Linked DNA regions of Homo sapiens: all the other regions are linked to region 1. A link is a contact called in ENCODE Hi-C or POLR2A ChIA-PET data. All regions are on one chromosome and are shown on one strand. The core of a region is the stretch at or near the end of the contact, and the rest is flanking DNA. Distances in the headings are between cores, read along the strand shown. Region 1 holds the start of RAD51C (RAD51 paralog C). Region 2 holds the start of CLTC (clathrin heavy chain). Region 3 holds the start of DHX40 (DEAH-box helicase 40). Region 4 has its middle 62 kb from the start of MIR4729.

Region 1 (2,698 bases), core at 125-2,624:
TATCAGTTTGATATATCAGTGCTTGATCTGATAAGAATATGAGCCATAAATATGGGGCTAATAAAAGACAATGGTGATGACAGCATTTAGGAAATGAAAATCCTATCAAGAGCCTGAATGCTGGAATTAGATTGCCTGGGTTTGTAAATCCTGGCACCACTTACTGCATGACTTTGGGCAAGTTACTTCACTTTTTCTTTTTTGCTCAGATTTTTTTCGTCTATAAAATGGGAATGAGACGATACATGTAAAAAGCTTGGTAGAATATCAAGACCATCTAAAGTAGTCAATAGTTGTTAGTGATCATTATTATTCAGGGTCTCACATTTCTTCTTTGAAAAGCCAACTTGTTGAAGAAAAAAGAGCCCATCAAATCTTGGGGGACACAGTCTGCGCGCGGTATGACTTAAACAGTTAAGGCTGGGTCCACGAGACTTATTCTTTAGAGGCGAATTGAAACCTCTGTATTTTCCATCAGTAAGGGCAGTAACTTAAAATTCTGTTCCATCTTCTTCAGTGAATAGCACAGGTCCAGACATGTCATAGAGAGATGTGCACAACAAGTGACCACCGCCAGCCTCATATTTGTATGTCTCAGGATGCAGTGGTTCCCATCTGCAATGCTCTGGAATATGAGGTTTTGGGTGTTTCAGTTAATTACGTAAGAGAATATTCTTTCTATGCTTCCTCAAGATTCCGGGGATTCTACTCTCTTTCTCATTCTTAGTGTCTCTAGTCCTACACAAAATCCTGCATTTCTGAAATTTAACCCTTACCCCTTGGATCTTGGAACAGCAAAAATTAGACAACCAATTCTGACTCCAGTATTTCCTAACCCAGTTAGCATGAAAAGTTACCTAAGCTCCCCAAGATATCAGTTCTCTCATCCATATACTGAATATAATAATCTACGTAAGCGGGTTGAGGGTTAAATGAGACAATCCTCAAAGCATTCAGCAGGCATTGCCAGAGGAAAAGCAATTAGTAAATGTTTTCACGACCACAGTTCTCCTAACCATTCAGACAACTTGTAAGTGGAGTCGAGGAGCTCTTTCACGCTGTAAACATGGACGTGGGAGGAAGCAGAATCTAACGGAGACTGGGCTGAAGGCCGAGGCGAGAGAACGAAGACTGAGGCGGCGCTGACGGCGGCCGGTGTGCCTCAGCTTGCCATCAGGAGTCGTTACCTTTGCTAAGCTCGGAGGGTTTCACCTCTAGGAGTTCCTCAGCAGTCTGGAACCCCGCAGACACCAGCTTCACCCGCACCGCTGGAGACAGCGGGAAACTCACCAAATCCCGCTGCATTTCAAAGCGGAACGTCTTCCCGCGCATCGCAGGCTCACCTGCTAACCCCGGAGCAGCCAAACTCCGCACGCCCTCGCTGGGGCGTGCGGCGTGACGTCAGACGTAAAGCGGAAGGGGCCGGCTCTGCGGCCTGGCCGCACGGGGCTCCGGGCCTTGCAGCTTTGCGCAGTCTTGTAAATTTTCACACTTATGCACCATTCCGTTTTGATTCCCCAAAATCCCATTTAGAGATTCCTCATCAAATGTACACCCTGACTGTAAAACGATGGACGGAGACCATAGGACGGAGAGCCAGGCCCAGTGGGTTCTCCACGCCACATTTCCTTGCCTCCACCGTGGCCTGTTAGGTGAAGCCTCAGAGTCATTAATAGGAATGATCTCGAGTGGGAGTAGTGAGCGTAACGGGCACACACTAGCCAGTTACCATTATTTTGGTGTGAAAAGCTCAGGGAACAATCATTAGAATTAATCTGCGTGCTCTTTGTAGAGTTGCAGTCTCTTGGCTCTTCCCGCTGACCGTCCCCCTTTTCTGACCCCCCCCCCCCGCAACGACCACATTGCTTTTCCCGCCCTCGCGAGGGATTGTGGGCCAGCCCCCAACGGCCGCTGGGAGGGATCAGTCCGCATTCCCCGCACCCACCCACGTCTTCCCGGGAGTCGTATCCCGAGCATGGAGGTTACTGAGACCGTTATTTCTTCATGGCCTGCCTAGCTTAAGCAGTAGCTGGAAAAGTAAGCAACTAATGTCCCCATTAGTGTGTCTGGGCTCCTGGGGTCCTGAGAAGGAGGGGCTGGGCTACACAAGAGCTCCTTTTGTGGTACAGACTTGGGAAGGGGTGTTCAAGCAGTGGTAGTGACCGCCTCTAAATTACAGAACTTCGGGGAGGAAGGCAAGCAGTTTAGAAGGTGGTTTATGAGTTCCTTCCTTGCCTAGGTGAGTGTAACTTATTTAGCAGGGGGTAACTTATTCCCTACCTATTGGCGATTTTTTTTTTTTTTTTTTTGAGACAGAGTCTCACTGTGTTGCCCATGATGGAGTGCAGTGGCACGATGTCGGCTCACTGCAACCTTCGCCTCCCGGGTTCAAGTGAGTCTCCTGCCTCAGCCTCTTGAGTACCTGGGATTACAGGCGCACGCCACCATGCCCGGCTAATTTTTGTATTATTATTAGAGAAGGGGTTTCACCATATTGGCCAGGCTGGTCTCGAACTCCTGACCTCGTGATCCGCCTGCCTCGGCCTCCCAAAATGCTGGGAGTACAGGCGTGAGCCACCGCGCCCGGCCCTGTTGGCAATGATTCTTAGTCTTGACTTTTCTTCCCAGCTTAGAAGAACTTTCTAAATATTGCAAATCAGAGCCCTCTACATACTTAGATCTAAAAAAGGAAACAACG
Region 2 (2,698 bases), core at 111-2,610, 930 kb before region 1:
TGGTGACACAGGAAAATCAAAAGCTCTGAAGAGGTTTAATTCAGTGAAGCCTTCCAATGGTCACCTGCCTAGGCCCGCCACTGGCATGTTGCCAGATAACAATATGTTGCCTCCAGGATAAGGAACCATGGGGAAGAACTCTAGAACTTACTAAAGGGAAGCCAGTCACAGACCAAATAGCCCTGCAGGTCTCAGAGCAGCTGTGCTGTCCCCAGGGCTCTGTTCAATTCCATGCGATCCTGAAGAAGATATTCAAAACTACCTGCTACTACTCGAGAAGACTAAAAGATAACCTCTGTATCACTCTTTCCTACCTTCCAGAACCAAAGAGGGGTTAAGAGCCACAACATCCCCAGAGAAATAAAAAAAGGGGGAAGGGGAGGCGAGTTTCCTTAGGGAGTTTGACCGCACACACTCTGAGATTGACATAGCTCTAAGAAATGCGTTCTCCCATTCTACCCTCGTTCCGTTCTTTCAGTGACCTTCTGTCCCTACTGCCTCAGGGAAGGCAAGAGAAAAGCCACCGCCTCACCACCACCCCCAACCCCCACCACCGGAGAAGGTGCCTTTCTCAGTTGAGAGCCGCAGAGGGAGGGAAAAAAAAGGTTGCTCCTCCCCAACCCACCCGCCCCACAACTCCTGGGTGCAGACACGATGAGGGAAAGAGGAGAGCAATGGAAGGTGACAGCCCCGCACTGGCCCAGGGGATAAGAATCCTTGCTCTGGTAGAAACAAGGGAGAATCCCCCTCCCACTCCCCTACCCAAATGAATGAAATGAATAAAATGGGGAGAGAGTTTGTACGCGCAGTTCTGGCCATCCAGGAAGCAAGATCGAGAGGCCTTTGGATCCAGGCCTGGTCCTTGCAGCTCTTTGCACCCCAACTCCTGTCCTTTCCATCCAAGCCCCACATCATTTAATATTTTAAGCTTTCCAAGATAGTGCCCCCTCCTCCACCTACCCCAATCACCGACAACCCCCCCGCCCCTCCAGCTCCGATACTGCTCGGGCCCAGACTCCAGCGTCTTCCATCCTTCCTACCACCTTCTCCACAGCCCTCACCAGCCCGGGCCCGGCCGCACCTGGAGATGCTCCTGAAAACGAATTGGCAGAATCTGGGCCATGGCGCTGTCGGGGGTTATGGTCTCCTCCTGTCACTGGGGCTGCGGGGCAGTGGCTGCCCGGGCTCTCCAAGGGAGAGGAGGAGAAGGGGAGGGGGGAGGCTGGGCTCAGCAGGATCCTCTCCGGGGACGCAGGAAACTGGCAGGCAGACGAAAGAGCTCGGGTCGGGGGCGGAGGCTCCAGGGGCCAGGAGAGCCGCAATGGCGGAACCGGGCGCAGCGCAGACTCCGGAAACGGCTGAGCCCAGCGGAAGGATCCCGGCGACAGAACTCCGCCCAGTCGCCTCACCCCCTCCGCCTTATGTACCCCTCCACGGAGCGCCGCGCGCGGCGGGCGCAGGAATTCGGGGCGCAGTGCGCCCGGTGCCTCGCTTCCTGACGCCACATGGGGGGAAACAGAGGAACCGGAGGGACTACTTTTTTAGACTCATCACTTTCGCCAGTCTTCTCTTTCTCCCCCCACTTTTTTTTTTTCATTTTGCCACATCATGCGACTCGGGGCGACCGACGTCACTTCCGTGGGCGCTTTAGGTCCCACCCACGTACTTCCAGGTGCACGTGATACTGATGGGGAAGGGTCGGCTGATTGCTGCCAGAAATGGAGAGCTCGTTTTAAGGAAATGCGGCGTCTCCTGGGAGTGAAGAGGCTTTTGGGCCACCTTGAGGCATGACGGGTGCCGCTTCGTTTCCCTGCGACCGCTGCCTGTTTCGACTGAGCCCCTCACAGGAGGACGTGGCGGGGGCAGACGGGCGCAGCCTCCCGCCCTCTCCGTGACTCAGGGAAACGGCCTCGCCGCAGAGCGCTCCCTCGGCAGCTGGCTGCAGCACTCCTCCCCCGCCGGGCTTCAGAGTGGGTGGTTTCCTACAGCCTAGGGAGGGGGCCTGAAACGGGGTTTAAAATCTTCCCTGCCCTCACACAAGCCCTTCTGACTGTTGGAGAACCTGACGCGCGGATTCTAACTAGAACTGGCACTCTCTTCGGGTGTTAGATAATTAACTCAAAGGACAGCGAAGGCCTTTTATGATGTCTTTCAAGCTGGCCTTATGACAGCTTTTCTTAACGTTTCTGCGGACATTTTGGCGGACTTGTGTCGGCCTAGCTCAGTGATCAGTTTCGTTAAAGAATTTGAGTATCCGAACATTAAAGGATTGGACCTAAATTCTAGCAGGAGGATTTTTAGCCACATCAAATAATTTACGTCTCAAAGATTTAGATAATTAGGGTAAGGATGCTTAGTAAAACCCGAAGGTTCCATCGCGCCACTGCACTCCAACCTGGGCGACAGAGCGAGACTCCGTCTCAAAAAAAAAACAAACAAAAAAAAACCTGAAGGTTCCTGGAGGAAAGAGATGAACTATTAGCCGTGTATTTCGGTGGGACCACCTCAACATAGGTTCCTGTAGGTTAGCAATGTAGAAATGTAGCGCTTCAAAGCCGGAGCATCCTGTCTTCAAAGAGCATGAAGGTATCAACGGCATTCATTGTCGATTAATAATAACCTTTCTGGTACTTTCTTGCTAAAGTATAAGCCATAATAATATTTCATAATCGCACCAATACAATAAAGGATGAAAGAC
Region 3 (2,698 bases), core at 115-2,614, 870 kb before region 1:
ATTCTTGAACCTGAAATAGACCATAAAGAAGCAAAGGAGACATAGGGGAAGGGGGTGTGCCAAGAGAAGCGGGACTATAAAGCAAATACTGGGCAATCATGGAGTACAGAAGTCCTACTGGCCTTTAAAAAGAGGATATTTTTAAAATATTTCCAATTATTACAACAGAAAAAAATCACCTGCTTCATATAGATATTTTGGGAGTTGAGTTGTTTTACCACTTCCTGTATTTCCAGTAACAATAAGGAATGAATTGTCCCTCACAGCTTGAATAATCTTTTTTCTTTGTTTCTGAATAGGAAAAGTTGGAGTAGTTCCTCCCTCCTGGGACGTGCATCCTTTCTCTTCTGTAATAACAGAAAAACAAGTCAATTAAAAGACTTGTAAAGATATCTCTGACTCAATTTCTCATGACTAAAACCAGAAAGGCAATAGAATTTTAGGGCTGGACGGGATCATCCATGACTTCTCAGTTAAATCGCTCATGTAAGTGAGCGTTAATGAGCGCAATTTGTAAGTGAGGGTTAATGAGCCCAGAACAACTTTTTGGTGAAATCCAGCAACTTGAGCATTTGTTCACGCATAACTCAAAGTACTTTTCAAAGCAAGTATAGCTCAAGGCAACGTATACACATGCATACTTACACAGAAGCACAAAACTCAATTTTATTTAACAATAGACCAAAAACTGGAACACAGCAGAAAATTCTCAGCTGGATTAGAAGCCACCTGTGTTTGCTTCTGATTCATGGTTCAAGTTAGGTCCCTGTTCAGAGCGACTGATATCCCAGAAGGCCAAGTGGTGGGTAACCATGGAAACTGGCTCCTGGAAACTGGCTCCCTTCATACTGTACCCAAAGGCAGGCTGGCGGCCCGACGAAGGGTGGGGGGGATGAATGGGTAGAGAACAAAGGGTCTATGAGCCTGTTTAAGAACAGAATGCATTTCGGGCGTTGGGGTTCACTTTTTCGCCCCCCAGTAAGGTTTTCGCCTAACTTGAATCTGGGACCGCCCCCCTCTAAGGCAAAGTGCTCATTGGACGCAAAGTTCGCCTCGGGCTTGGAAAGCCAGGAGAACGCCACGGCTTCCTCACTACTCTTCTCAGCCTGCCAAAGGCGTACTTTCATCCCCCCACCAAAACCCCCACGCCGTAACTCCCGCTGGCTTCCGTACCGTCCCGCGGACCGCACCTCTATCGGCGATGCAAACAGCCGAGAGCCGCTCTTCCTGGAGGTCTCTTGACCGCTCACCCTCCTCCTGCCGCCTTGGCGCCCTGCCCGCGACTGCGGGAAACCGGGACATAGACCTGGCCCCGAGTGGAGGCGAGCACGTCCACCGATCTGAGGAGATGGGAGGGGAAAGACGAGGACGCGCCCTGATGACGTAGAGGTGTTTACTTCCGCGCGTGCGACTTGTAGCAAGGGGAGGGGGAGCTGCTCGATGACGTGGTACGGGGCGGCCGGACCTCGAGCCGAGGCTCCACCCCCCAGGGATTTCCCGCCAACTGCCACGTGCGCTTCGCCTTGGGCGGCTGAGCCATACCTGAGGGCCCGAAGACCCCCTCTTGTTTCGCCTCTCCGGCGCCGAAGGTCGCGACGACACCTCTTTTCAACGCCACAGTGGTCTCTGCAGGCTATTCTGCCTTCACACACTTGACACGATGTAACCCTCTGCCCGGAGCTGGAACCATGATCCCAGAGTGCTGCGTTCCTCAACTCATTCTCACCTTTCCTAATCTGATATGACCTGTCCAAGGCACACAGCTACTGAGTTGTGGAGCCGAACTTTTAGTTATGTTATTATCAAAACTTAGGTCACCAAGGCTGTTCATTTCCCTCATAGGACCCTGCATTTTAATTTATTTGCATGTTTCCTCTTCTGCCCAGCTAGATTGTAAAGCCCCCCCCCACAAGAGTCGAAATATTAAAACACTGCTACATCCAGGGCCCAGCACAGTGATTCAAGGTGGGCTGTCAATATTTGTTGACTTTGCTGGAATGGAGGAATAATAATTGACTTCCTTAGGAATTAAGCTCATTTTTGATAGAGGTGCATTCCTTGGAAACCACAGTAGCTGAAAAGTTCAACAGATACACAGCATCTGAGGCAGGGCAACTTTTTCAGAAAAGGTACTTTGGGGGCAGGTCTTTCTGGTCTAGAGCCTGCCAATTTTTAAATTAGTGTCAACTGTAACAAAATCATTGCAATGTGAACAAGATTGTTTGTTGGACTCCTCAATTGTTCCTGCTGTTAGAATTAGCCAACACTTACTACCAAAGAAGACAACTCAAAACTGTCACTTCACCATCACCTAAAGACCCTCTTGTCTGACCAGGCTTCAAAAGATGTACCATAAGGTTGTTGGGCCCCCAGATTTTTCTGTGCTCATTTGAAGTGAAGTCATGGCCATGCATGGTGGCTCATGCCTGTAATGCCAGCACCTTGGGGGGCCAGGACAGATGAATCACTTGAGATCAGGAGTTCGAGACCGGCCTGGCCAATATGGTGAAACCCCGTCTCTATTAAAAATAAAAAAATAAAAAAAATTAGCCGGGTGTGGTAGCACGCGCCTATAATCCCAGCTACTCGGGAGGCTGAGGCAGGAGAATCGCTTGAACCTAGGAGGCAGGGGTTGCAGTGAGCCAAGATCATGCCACTGCACTCCAGCCTGGGCAACAGAGCGAGATTCCACCTCAAA
Region 4 (2,698 bases), core at 53-2,552, 740 kb before region 1:
GGCCCAACTTTCCCATATCAGGGGGTGGGCCCCACTGGGCGTGAGCCAATCAGTGTCTTCTGTCCTGTGAGCTCCCGATTTATGCTGGTCTATAACCTGAGATGGCCTTCTCAGGATGGACCTCCAGGGATTGCTGGAACTTGGACTCTTGTCAGCCTGGTAAATGGTATGTCTTAGATCTGCTGCAGCCGTCGTGGAAAACTTGAAGCTGCCAGGAGAGAGGGGTTCCAACATGTGGTGGCTAAAGAATGAATCCAACTCAAAGGAAGCAGAGCCAAGAAATGGATCCATGCTGTTTGAATCTTGGATCAAATTGTGCCTGGATCTCCAGTGAGACAATAAATTCCTGTATTACTCAAGCCTATTTGAGATTGTTTTCTTTCACTTGAAACATTAAACTTTTAAATTGATACACCCTAGTTAAATTATAAACTGTGTGACAGCAGGGACTGTGTCTCTCTCTTTTTTTTCTTTCTTTTTTTTTTGTTTTGAAACAGAGTTTCACTACCGTCACCCAGGCTGGAGTGCAGTGGTGTGATCTTGGCTTACTGCAACCTCCGCCTCCTGGGTTCAAGTGATTCTTGTGCCTCGGCCTCCCAAGTAGCTGGGACCACAGGTGTCTGCCACCATGCCTGGCTAATTTTTTGTATTTTTGGTAGAGATGGGGTTTCACCATGTTGGCTAGGCTGGTCTCAAACTCCTGACCTCAAATGACCAACCAACTTGGCCTCCCAACATGCTGGGATTACAGGCGTGAGCCATTGCGCCCGGCCCAAGACTGTTTCTCTTGATCACTTATGTGTCCCCTGGCACGTGGTAAGGATTCAATAAATAACTTTTGAATGGATGCATTTTAGCTGCAAGGAACACCCATAAACTCTCTTTTACTCAGCTGACAGCTAAGGAATCTGGTGTTATATAAGAAAGTGATGATGTGGATCTATAAGTTGGACCTTACCCCAACACTGGGATTTTTCTAATCACAGGAAATCTTCCAGTAAATATGTTGGGGTCTTTGAGGAGGCCCCAAAATAGCAGTCTGCTCCCTTCTCTGTGAATTTTGAATTGAATCAGAAGATAGCAGCAAGCTAGATGAGGACCAAAAATAACCTTTTCTACTGATAAAGCTGATATTAGAGAACGTGGCTTATATCATCAGACAATCGAGCTTCCCGATACTCAACTTCAGAGTTAGGCAGACTTGGCGGCTCGATGACAGGCAGCTGAGCTGGAATGGGCCTACTCTTCCCACCCCACGGGAGCGAAGCTTGCTCCCAAGAAGAAAAGAGAGGATGATATAAGGCACAGTTCCTCCTTCCAAACTCACCAGTCATATTAAACCACTCCTCCTTCTCAGGGAAGAGGGGGCGGGTGGAGAGAAGCAAGGAGTGTTTGGACTCCTTTCAGAAGAAAGAAAACATCAGGAGTGGAAAGACCCAGTCTCCCTCACACACACACGTGTGATTTGGTCAGGTCATTGATTCTACTTTGTTTTCAATCAAAATGGGTGATATTTCCAAGTGGTGGGATACGTTTGCTGTCTAAAATATAGAATAGCTCACATAGAATAGCTCCATAGAATAACTCACACATCACAATATCAAGCTCCCCAAGGAGTTAGAGATCTTCATTTAAAATTATGCAAAATTCAAAAGAAGAAACAAGAATTCACGACGAAATTACACAATCAGGGGCACTAGGTGGCAATAAGCCTTTTGCTCTCTCACCATGCCCATCAAAGGCATTTCAAGAGCACTGAAAGCTCACACTCTTCCCACGCCGACTGTCAGTTTCTTTCTGGATGATCTCAGAGCCACACAGAGCATTCTTAGTCACTGGGAGAACAGAACCAAAGCTTAACTCCTTGGTGGCACCAGGGGAAATGGCACTTCAAGTTGGATTCCAGGAAATCCAGGGAAACACTTGACATAGGAAGTCTGCGACCACATTCCCAGTTTCCCCAGTGTCAAGGCTGGGGCCATGAGCATTGTTCAAAATACTCAGGCCTGCATTGTGTCTGTCTGCCACATGCTTTTGGTTTTACTCACCAGGGCACTTTTTCCTGTTTCTGTTTTTTGGAATTTTTTGGTTTTGCTTTTTAAGGTAAACATGTACCATCTAGGCTTCAAGAAACTTCCTTGAATAAACATCGTTTGTCGATTTGAAGTTTGATACACAAACTACCAGCTGAATTGGACAATCATAACCCCCCAAATGAGCCAAAATACATTTAAAATTCAACATGGATTTTCCTAAAACTGGTATTGGCTGTTTAATGTGACTGAGCCCGGTGAGAAACAGGATGCCCTGAACTCAGCAGAGATCCCCTCTGTTCTTGCTGCCAAGATAAAGTTTTGCTCTAATCTTTTTTTTTTTTTTTTTGATACGGAGTCTTGCTCTGTTGCCCAGGCTGGAGTGCAGTGGCACGATCTCAGCTCACTGCAACATCCGCCTCCCGGGTTCATGCCATTCTCCTGCCTCAGCCTCCCGAGCAGCTGGGACTACAGGCGCCCACCACCACGCCCAGCTAATTTTTTGTATTTTTAGTAGAGACGGGGTTTCTCCATGTTAGCCAGGATGGTCTCGATCTCCTGACCTCGTGATCCACCCGCCTCAGCCTCCCAAAGTCCTGGGATTACAGGCGTGAGCCACCACGCCCAGCCTGCTCTAATCTTAAGTAGCTTGCTGGTGGACTATT

The links. A loop is a pair of places that touch in the nucleus more often than their neighbours do. ChIA-PET counts read pairs that join two places held with the same protein, here RNA polymerase II (POLR2A). Pooled maps may share reads with other maps.
Region 2: a pooled map shows a loop between it and region 1 (8-fold over the local background). The contact joins the promoter of CLTC here to the promoter of RAD51C in region 1. A Hi-C loop is called at or near these places in 6 of 50 pooled maps. POLR2A ChIA-PET finds 5 or more read pairs at or near these places in 2 of 52 experiments (CD8-positive, alpha-beta T cell and GM12878).
Region 3: a loop to region 1 is called in a pooled map, with 34 times the contacts of the local background. The contact joins the promoter of DHX40 here to the promoter of RAD51C in region 1. A Hi-C loop is called at or near these places in 7 of 50 pooled maps. POLR2A ChIA-PET finds 5 or more read pairs at or near these places in 2 of 52 experiments (CD8-positive, alpha-beta T cell and H1).
Region 4: a pooled map shows a loop between it and region 1 (6-fold over the local background). The contact joins the enhancer-like site here to the promoter of RAD51C in region 1. A Hi-C loop is called at or near these places in 2 of 50 pooled maps. POLR2A ChIA-PET finds 5 or more read pairs at or near these places in 2 of 52 experiments (GM12878 and IMR-90).

The regions. Positions count from the first base shown.
Region 1 is chr17:58,691,278-58,693,975 of GRCh38, reverse strand. RAD51C (RAD51 paralog C) reads right to left here and starts at 1,374. Exons shown (of 9, transcript NM_058216.3): 1 at 1,188-1,374. The coding sequence starts at 1,332. TEX14 (testis expressed 14, intercellular bridge forming factor) reads left to right here and starts at 1,931. Exons shown (of 32, transcript NM_031272.5): 1 at 1,931-2,037. It overlaps IGBP1C (IGBP1 family member C), which reads left to right and starts at 1,931. Exons shown (of 2, transcript NM_001395966.1): 1 at 1,931-2,037. RefSeq lists enhancers at 1,017-1,186, 1,517-1,616.
Region 2 is chr17:59,618,557-59,621,254 of GRCh38, reverse strand. CLTC (clathrin heavy chain) reads right to left here and starts at 1,360. Exons shown (of 32, transcript NM_004859.4): 1 at 1,082-1,360. The coding sequence starts at 1,123. RefSeq lists enhancers at 1,273-1,567, 1,297-1,646, 2,097-2,216, 2,227-2,276, 2,114-2,698.
Region 3 is chr17:59,564,276-59,566,973 of GRCh38, reverse strand. DHX40 (DEAH-box helicase 40) reads right to left here and starts at 1,364. Exons shown (of 18, transcript NM_024612.5): 1 at 1,191-1,364; 2 at 180-347. The coding sequence starts at 1,302. RefSeq lists a silencer at 726-855 and enhancers at 1,266-1,525, 1,141-1,683.
Region 4 is chr17:59,426,802-59,429,499 of GRCh38, reverse strand. No RefSeq gene overlaps it. Among named protein-coding and RNA genes, the nearest start is that of MIR4729, 62 kb to the right of the region's middle. RefSeq lists a silencer at 1,657-1,786. Within about 2 kb of position 1,302, at least 16 of the 41 ENCODE cell types and tissues checked have a DNase peak (open chromatin) inside an H3K27ac peak, as active enhancers do.